2 separate regions of the Homo sapiens genome follow, and region 2 is linked to region 1. Evidence: chromatin contacts called from ENCODE Hi-C data. All regions are on one chromosome and are shown on one strand. Each heading gives the region's core, a stretch centred on a gene start or an enhancer-like site at or near the end of the contact. The rest is flanking DNA. Distances are from core to core; before and after follow the strand shown. Region 1 holds the start of HADH (hydroxyacyl-CoA dehydrogenase). Region 2 overlaps MCUB (mitochondrial calcium uniporter dominant negative subunit beta).

Evidence for each region. Hi-C counts contacts between places; a loop is a spot of excess contacts on that map. Pooled maps may share reads with other maps.
Region 2: a loop to region 1 is called in a pooled map, with 4 times the contacts of the local background. The contact joins the enhancer-like site here to the promoter of HADH in region 1. A Hi-C loop is called at or near these places in 5 of 50 pooled maps.

Annotation. Positions count from the first base shown.
Region 1 is chr4:107,987,748-107,992,782 of GRCh38, reverse strand. It overlaps HADH (hydroxyacyl-CoA dehydrogenase), which reads right to left and starts at 2,894. Exons shown (of 8, transcript NM_005327.7): 1 at 2,719-2,894. The coding sequence starts at 2,850. RefSeq lists a silencer at 2,898-3,127.
Region 2 is chr4:109,645,706-109,650,740 of GRCh38, reverse strand. The region is part of intron 1 of MCUB (mitochondrial calcium uniporter dominant negative subunit beta); the gene reads right to left. Among named protein-coding and RNA genes, the nearest start is that of CASP6, 55 kb to the left of the region's middle. Within about 2 kb of position 1,945, at least 4 of the 41 ENCODE cell types and tissues checked have a DNase peak (open chromatin) inside an H3K27ac peak, as active enhancers do.

The sequences.
Region 1 (5,035 bases), core at 1,645-4,144:
GCCAGACACTGTGTAAGTGCTTGACATATGCTTGATATATGTAACTGCTTGACATATGCATGAATTCATTGAATTTATTCAATTCTCTCCCTACGAGGCCAGTACTAGCATTAGTCTACTTTAGAGATGAGAAAACCGAGACACAGAGGTAAAGTCCCATGTTAATACTGCATGAGGCAGAGCTAGCATGCAGACCATCCAACTTCTTATATTGAACTGTAGCCCATCTGTACTCAAAACACATCAACTAATTCGTCTCTGGCACTCAATAAGCAAAACAGATTTACCCTATGCCAAAAGCTGTTGGTCAAGGAGCATAAAGAATGAAGCAATACTGCCTAGAACTGCATGCTACAGGGTAGGGTGCAAAAGCAGATAAGCTAAACCACTGCAAAGCATTGCTCACAAATGTTTTAGAGGATTGGAGCTGTCAACTAAAGTAACTGAGGTTTTTCCAAACTGTGTTACATAAGGATGGAACTGTTTCTTATGGTCGTCCACTTTATAGATTTCTGGTCTTTATAACCTTTCAGAATGACAGTTCCATTATGTGTCCAGCCTATGGCATAAATAGCTTTTTTTTCCCTTAAGTTTCAAAAGGCACTCCCTGGTCCACCTATTTAAGAGTTTGATTGACAAGCACAAGCCTGTGTTCTCCATTAATGTCAATCATTTCTCCTTACTCCTTTGTCAGGTGAAAGCTCCAACACCATACCTGTAATTTTAGGTATTGCCCCTCTGCCTTTTAATGCAACACAACATCCATTTTTGGCCAATGATGGATGCAGCATTCAAAGAACTAAGCACTCTGATTTTCTACAAAAGTTGAAGTGACGCTTTCTACTTAGTTTCTAATCTTTTTCCACTGCTGTCTTCAAGGACACCAGCCACAAGTTTCTGGATCCATTTCCCATAATGTTCCTGGAGGCTGCTTAAGGCCCTAATATTTTGTTACTAAGATGTTGTTAAAATGTTTCTAAAAAACACATTGTTCTATTCCTGCTCACAACAAATCTCACTCTCACAGCCTTGGGAGATTTGGGTGGAGCCTGGGAATACAAACGTACTCAAACTAAACTTTCTCTTGAGTATAACCTGTGGAACTTTTAGGTTAAAGGGAGTTACTCCTCCCAGTCCACATACAACATAGATTATGGGGATACTATAACCTAGCAGCCAGGGGATCCACACAATAAAAAGGGCAATGTATGTCCAAAATTATGGTCTCAGAGGAAATGGGAGACTGTAAGAAGTCATATAAATAAAACATTACAGGGATATAGCTTTTAGAAGAAAATGCAATCAAATAAAAACGTTGTAAAAAACTTGCCAAGGAGAAGAAAATTGAGATATATAATACCTAATAGTAAAAGGTTTTTTTGTTTTTGTTTTTAAAAAGCAAGCATGAAAGCGTGGACTTGGTTGGAAACAAGACATTGAAAAAGTAAACTCTCTCATGACTGTAGCCACAGTAGTACTGTCCCCAAGAAAAATTAGATGACTATAACCGCCTTCCCCAACAAACCAAGTTGCAAAGGACTGAAATGCTAAGAATATAATCAGCTAGGATACGAAAACCATGGTTCTCCAATGTGAGCTGAAATGGAATAATTTTTAAAAAAAAAAAGTACAAGCATTACAGTAGCCAGGTAATCAATCACTCGCACAACTGAGCCTGAACCACAGCTCAGCAGAACAATGGAAAAGCCCTGAAGATGTACAATGGATAAAAGACTTGTTCCGGCTGGGTGCAGTGGCTAACGCCTGTAATCCCAGCACTTCGGGAGGCCAGGCGGGCGGATCACCTTTGGTCAGGAGTTCGAGATCAGCCTGACCCACAAGGTGAAACCCTGTCTCTACTAAAAATATAAAATTAGCCGGGCGGGGCGCCTGTAATCCCAGCTACTCGGGAGGCTGAGGCAGGAGAATCGCTTGAACCCGGGAGGCGGAGGTTGCAGTGAACCGAGATCGCGCCATTGCACTCCACTCCAGCCTGGGTCAAAGAGACTCCGACTCAAAAAAAAAAAAAAAAAAAAAAAGAGAGAGACTTATTCCGCTGCAGCGCCAAAATCGCAAGCTCAGAACTCTGCACAGACGGCACTATTTCAAAGGTCAAAACCAGGACCTCAGCAATCTTCCATTAGGTGACTTTACAAAGTGCTACAAAAGTCATGACTACTACTATTCTTTACAACCTAGCAAGCGAAGGAAAGACCGGGGAGAGCCGGGAGGCCGTTTAGGAGAGAAAACTACTTTGACAAAGACTGCACAATTACAGAATAAAAATCAAAAATAACTGATAGAATTAAAACTGATCGCAGTTCATGTCTTTGGCAGCAAACTCCCGTTTGAGCCGAGCAGGAACAAACGCGTTATGCCTGAACCTTGTGCACATACAATTCTTTCTTCTCTTGCACGGCCCGCTTCCAAAATGCATTCACCGCCACTCTCCATGGAACCTTCAGCGGGCCCTGGGGGCAGCCAGAATTTTCCAAACGAGGAAGCTGAGGATCGGCCCAGAACCCTGAATTTTGAGGGGAGTGAGACTTGGGCCCTCACAGGCCCAGACGCGAGATATTTCAACTACACCCGGGAGGCGCGGGGTGAAAACTCCCTGGTGTCGGGCGGGTGCAGGCCCCTCGCGGCCGGTCGCGCCAGAGCTTCCACCTCAGGGTGGGCGGCCAAGCGCGTGGGCACGCTGCAGGGAGGGCCGCTCACCTGGGCAATGCCGGCGCCCATCAGCCCGCCGCCGATGACCGTCACGTGCTTGACGATTATCTTCTTGGCCGAGGCCGAGGCGGTGGACGAGGAGGACACGGAACGCATGAACTGCCTGGTGACGAAGGCCATGGTGTGGCAGCGGCGGCGACAGCGAGGAGACCCGGGCAGGGAAGACGCGCGAGGCGGGCAGCCGCGGAAAGCCAGACTCTGGGGGCGGGGACCTACGCGGCCCTGCAGCCCGCGCGCCCCCGGCGTCCCCGTGACGCCACAAGGCGGGGGCGGGGCCTCGAGTCCCGCTCTGCCCATTGGCCCTGGCTGTAACGTCCCAGCGTTGAGCGGGTATACACGCGCGGGCTCGCAGCTGTCAGCAGCCGGAGCCCGAGTGAGCGCGGGCTTGAGACCTGCTGAGCAGCGGGACCTGGCGGCTGGCGTTCTGGTGTGGGGCCGAGAACAGACCCTTCTTCTGAAAAGCCACTGGCCCCTTGTTCTATGAAGTGAGTGGTGTTGACTCTGTAAAATGCTATCCTTTGATGACATGTGCATATCTAGGCTCTGAAGAAATATGTGCTGCTTGGCTGTGTTGGTAATGGACCCAAAATGTGCACCGTTGGTTGATGTCACCAAATAATCAACTCGGGATTATTTTAATCCCGTGGACAGTGATTGTTTCCCCTAAAAGGGAAATAAATGTAGACTGCGAACACCCAAAACAAATGTCTAGTGACCATGAGTTACAATGCAAAAATCAGGCTCAGGGAAGGTAAAGAGAGAGTTGACCTTTAGTTACCCATCTTGACGTTGGACGTCTATCAGTGCAGTGAACATGTGGACGGTTTAAGGTCATAGAGCAACCTTTCTGGAATAACGAATACTATTAGAAAGCATAGGAAAGAAATGTCTTGTCAAATAATGGAAGACTGGATAGCAGCTTGGCCAATCTTCTCACTCAGGTGAATACTTTCTAATTACTGTAACTTAGTGATATAGGATTCTTATTAATTTATTTGCTTTATGTTTAAATATTGTTAACAAAAAAACTTCAAACAAGTTTAGCAGAGTTTATCTGAGCAAAGAAAGCATGAATCATGTAGTATCCTGAGCCAGTAAAGGTTCAGAGAGCTCCAGCCCCTAACAGTGGGCAAGCCGCGTTTATAGACAATATTTTTTGCAGCCTGTAATGGGCTAAAAGCTCCGCTGCGGTGATTGGCCAAGACTTGGCCACTTGTTAGAAGAACGTACTCTCAAATTACATTGCAGTTTATTTACATATTAGGTTTGATTATGCTTTGCTAGGTAGGGAGGCAACTTTAGGCCAGATTTAATTTAATAACAGTTTCCTCCTTTGGGTCAGCCTCTCAGTTTTACGAGATTGACCAGAACCTTGTTTTGTCTCAGTATGGAAGTCACAATGTCAAATTAGTTGAGTGATTATACTTTCTTCATGTTGTTATTCTAACTGTAATAACACCATTTGGTGTACAAAGGATGGCTGCATAGAGACATTGAAGACTCTCGAGGGGACAACAACACATCAGGGAGACTATTATGGCCACGAGAAGGAGTATAGCAATAAACTGAGGTACACACCTTAACAGGAGTCTCCACAAACTGAACTGATCAAAATTAAACAATTCAAAGTTCAGGCAATAAAGATAGTTCAAAGTATTTGAGTCCAATTGGTCATGGTCTAATTTAGGGCATTATGGCGGTTAAGGACTGCTAGAAATGCTTATTTCTTGGTGCCGTAAAGAAATAGCACTTGAACATAAAATTAATTTCTTTAGCAAGGCCATTTTTACTTTCTGCGGAAAGAGTACACTCGCCAGCAGTTTTGCCACAAGAGTACACCGAACAAAGGAGGCAGGGTCATTTATAACCTGACCCGTCCACCTTACTGTTGTGACTGGTTTCCATTGGCTAGAACGGGACTTCACATTCTGTATTTGTCTTGATTGGCTAGCAACTTAGAAATTCTTAAAAGAGGCAAAGGCAGAGGAGAACAAAGGAAGGAGGAAGTAACTTGTGGAATGCTGAGAAGGGAAAAACACCTCTAAATAAGGAAGAGGAACAGGCTATGACCTAATGCCCACTTGGACCAGTATAAGCATGCCAGGGCAAATATTTAGGCTAAATTGTGGGAGCTAAGAACATAAAGTACATTGATTTCTTTATTACAGCTAGCAGATATTTAAGAATGTTAACAGGTCTTTGAATAAATTTTGCTTCTAAGAGAGGTTACTATTTATTCCTAATCAGATGAGGAGGAAAGTCTTTGAAAAGGAACCTCTACTTTACTTTTTACAAGGACCATAGT
Region 2 (5,035 bases), core at 696-3,195, 1.7 Mb before region 1:
AATTGGCAAGATTTTAATGAGGTCTAAAAATTAGATGGTGGTTATGTACTAACATTAATTTTCCTATTTTGATGGTTGTTTGTCATTAAGTTGGAGAATGTTCTTATGTTTCAGGGGAACTGGCATCAAGTTTGCAATGTATTCTCAAATAGTTCAGAAACAAAATAGTCTTCCCACTGTGGTTACAACTTTCTTTATGTTATGTTTGAGACTGTTTCAAAATCACACAATTCTGAGAGACTGGTAGGCCAGGGTAAAAAAAATTAATAATTCAAAAACAATAGGTTTACAACACCAAAATTACCATATACAAAGATAAGTGATTAATAACAAGGGGTCAAATATTAAACCTTTTTTGCATGCCAGTAGGAAACTATGGTTACTTGGGAAATTGAAAATAAAAAATTTTTTAAAGCAAAGACACTCCTGTACAAGTTTTTATTTAGAAACCCCAAGAATATTGACAATCCTCAGACATGTTAGTAAAGCTTAAAAGAGAAACTACCATACCCTGTAACAACCCTTTTTAGAGGGTTATTATTAAAATTCTGAAAATCTTACACAAACCCATCATGCATGCAGAGCTGAATTTCAAGAATGACTCACCAAAACTCAGGTCTTCCTTTTAGTTTACACCTCACCTCAAACCCATCTTGAGGAGCCTACCATTCCCCCCTTGATAGGGGGATATGATAGTTTTGAATAAACAAATGGTATGAACCAAATCTGTTGCTTTTCATTTAATCCAGTTAGCCGGGCTGCTCCTCCATACCACACCTGGGTTCAGATTCCCCAAATCAGGCCCCACTTCTCAAATCTAAGGATTCTCAGGATGAGTCCTTAGATTTAAGAAGTATAATGAGTCCTAGCTGGACGCAGTGGCTCATGCGTGTAATCCGAACACTTTGGGAGGCTGAGGCAGGAAGATTATTTGAGCCCAGGGGTTCAAGACTAGCCTGGGCAACAGGGTGAAACCATATTTCTATTTTAAAAAATCATAATAAATGAGTCCCAGGCAGGAAAAATGAAATTAACTCTGTCCCTGACACAATGTGATGAAACTACAGAACCCCAGAAACAAAAAATTCTTATAATGCCTGAAAAAAAAAGAGATTGCCTACAAAGGAAAGCAATTAAATTTACATAAGGTGAATTAATAGACGGCAGAGGCAAAGGAGTATCTTCAAAGTTCTGAGGGGAAATAACAATCAACCTTGAATTCTATAGTCAGATAACCTACCATTTTGAACAAAACTGAGACTGAGCGACTAAAACATGTTTACTGAAAGCATTTTGCAGGAAAAAGGAAATCAAACACATAAGAAAACAGGATGTAAGAAAACTTACACACCACAGGATGTAAAACTAAATGAAGAGAGAAAAAAAGTGTGTACTTCCAAACCAATAGAGATAAAGGAGTATAAAAAAACATTTAGCCAAATTATGAGAAGATAAGAAAGGAGAAAGAAAATGAGCAAAGGAAAATCAGGATGAACAGAATGCACAGAATAAGGTGGTAGATAGATATCCACATTTGTCTGATATCACAATAAATGTAAACAGATTAAACTCAACAGTTAAAAGGACAGAAGTTGTTGGATTTATAACAACACAGACTGAGGGTTTAACTACTCATAGGCTTTCATTGAAGGCACTACTCAGCTGTAGTGAACAAAATGTAACACGAACAAGGAATAAGAATGCATGAGAAATTCTGAACAAGCAAATTGGTAAAATATATGCATAAAATAAATAAAAACTCCATCATTTTAAATGTTGTTTTCCGTGTCACTTAATATAGCGTACTTTTGTACTCCACAGAAACAAGAAATTCTTGTGTGAGGCAAGAAAAATGGTGCTTTTGGGGTTAGGCTGCTTTGTACTCCTCAGTTACATAGTTGTTTTGCTTTGAAGCTTGTCTTTGGGTTCATTAGTTCTACATCCTGTGGTGCATCATGATCTTTTGTAGAATCTCACACTGAGCGTCAAGCTTTAATGATTTTTTTTTTTTTTTTTGCTTCTCTGTACCAAAAAAAAAAAAAAAAATCAAACTGCTATATAGGAGCTCTCTTTTGATGAACTCTTACTTGCCTCTAGATCTATGTATCTCCCTAACAAAAACTGCATTTTGTAGCACAGACTAGAAAGTTATCTTAATATTTCAGTCTCAGGTACTACATGAATCATCACTGTGAAAATAAATTTTTTCTTCTTCTGGTCTGGACAGCCCAAGACGAGTAGTTAATCCACAAAATGACTGAAACAGAACAGAAACAGAATACGTTTGGCATTTGGCTAATACAGTACAGAAACAGAATACATACATACAATATTTGGCTAGCAGCCAACAATAACTTCCACCTACTGTAATTTCTCACCAGCTCCCTCTCAGCTAGACTGTATTTACATCCCTTCTGAGAACCAGGCATTTAAGTCAGTCATCCCTTTGGAACTGATCTCAACAGGACCACTGAAATTATATTCCTGTATAAATGCATTTTCCTCCTTCTCTCTCTCTTTCCTTCCATTTCGACAGGACATTGGTTTTGAAAGCAGATAACGAAGGACTACAACCCAGAGAAAAGATGTTAGACAATCTTCCTGTCCTACTGTCGTCTGTTAGAAAAAATATTGAAATATTTGGGTATATTGCCTTAAAAATACATTATTTATAATTAATAAACTTTTTCAACATCATTATGTGAATGCAGTTTCTTAAGATCTGTTTGTAATGGAAATACCTAGTACTTTTTCCTCTAGTTCAGATCACTTATGCCTGGAAGCCTTGTTTTACATGGTTTTCAACAGTGTGAAGCTGGTTTTAACAGCTACTATTTCCATCTGCCCAGCACCTCTTCCTTACACTGTCCCAACAGGTGCGGACACACAATTATGTGGGCCAGGTGCAGTTCTACATCCCTTTTACCATAAGGTGGTGGTTCAGCGGCACATTTAAAAGGGTGGGGGCTCCTAACTATTAATACTAGACTGTGGTCGGTTATTATGGGTGTGACCTTAGATTACTTAATCTCCATGTGGTCCCTGCATTTCAGTATTCTAGCAATTAAAATATGGTAAATAAACTGCACATGGATGTTTATAATGGCTTTGTTTATAATTGCCGAAACTTGGAAGCAGCCAATATGTTCTTCTTAGTAGATGAATGAATAAATAAACAATGGTACGTCTAAATAATGGAATATTATTCAGCACTAAAACGAAATGAGCTATCAAGCCATGAAAAGACATGGAGGAACCTTAAATGCATATTACTAAGTGAAAGAAGCCAATCTGAAAAGAATCAGACTGTGTGATTCCGACTACATGACATTTTGCAGAAGGCAGAACTGTGGAGACAGTAAAAGGATCAGTGGCTGCCAGGGGTTATGGGAAAGACAGGGATGAACAGAGCACAGAGGATTTTTAGGGCAGTGAAACTCTCTTGTATGACACTATAATGTAGACACATCACTACATATTTGTCCAACTCCATAGAATATACAACACCAAGAGTGAACCCTAATGTAAACTATGGACTTTGGGGGATAATGGTGTACCAATGAAGGTTTATAGGTTGTAATAAATGTACCACTTTGGTGCAAAATATTGATAACACCAGAGGCTGAGGAAGTGGAGGTAGACAGACAGTATATGGAAACTCTTAGAGCTTTCTGCGTGGTTTTGCTATGAAATTAAAACTGCTGTAAAAAATGGTCTATTAAAAAACAGTGGGGAGGGGTACTCGCTTCGCCCCACATGCTGTTATTTGCCAGCTCTTGTTCTATAGTTACTTCTATCAATGCTGAGTTATTTTTTTGATAGATACATAAATACATTTTAATGAAAAAATATGAGAAACAGTAGTGTTTGCTTCATAGTTGGTAAGAAGATTAAATAAGATACCACATGTAAAACACTTAGCTACACAGAGAGGGAGAGAAGAACATTCCAGACAGAACACCATGTGCTATGTCCCTGAGGTCTAAGAAACTTGTCATGTTCTAGGAATTGAGGGAGGACCAGTAGGACCACAGTAAGGTAAGTGAGAGGAGCGGGGAGTGAGATGAGACTGGTATGAGGAGCGCTGTCTAAGTTATGTAGCATCTCATTGTCCACAAGCTTTTATTTTGTTAAAGTGTAATAAGGATTTATTGAAAGGTTTTAAGTAGATGAATGGAGTGATTCTATTTACATTTTAAAATCACTTTTCCTGCTTTAAAAAGGGCAGCCTAGAGGAGGGCAAGGGTGGAAACCAGTTTAGAATCTGGTACAATAGATGGTGGTGACCCGGCCCAGAGCACTAACAATAAAAATGGAGAGAAGCAAATAAAAGTATGCAGGTAGAATTGATAGCTTAGTGGACTCAAGAACAACTCCTGGGTGTGACTTCAGCAAGTGCGGAGATGGTGAGTCAGTTACTGCACGGGGAAGAGGGGGCCAGAGGAAGCTGTTTCATGGGAAAATCAAGAGTTTTGTTCTAGATCAATTTAGTTTCCCATGTCTGTGATTATGTAAGGGTAGATGTTAGTCAAGTATTTGGATATTCTCCTTTGGACCTCAGGAAAGGTCTGAGCTAGAAAGCTGAGGGGCTGGAGACAGAAACCAGATGGTAGTATGCTGAAGAGTGAGTGGGAAGTGATGATGAGAAGACAGCCACTCTAGATGAACTGAAAAGTTTGGCTAAGGGGAGCACATGAATGGGGCAGTAGCTGGAAGGCTATGTGGTTACTGGAGGGTTTGCGACTTTCTTAAGCTGAGAGACATCAGAGTATATTTGTATGCTGATGTATGTACTTGCATAGCGTGAGAGGTAGTGAGAGAGTGACAACTAAGGGAGTAAAGGGAAAACATCTGTTTGTTTGAGAAAGCCTGAGGGACACAAGATGGAGAGCATCTGAGCAGGGGGACTGGCCTTTGAGGAGGAAGACCGCTGTACTGCAGGAGGGAAGGAAGAGATGGTAGGTAGAGATTGAGTCTACAGATTTTATGGTGGGAAGATGAGAGTGGTAAGAGCATGCACAGTGGGTACACTGAG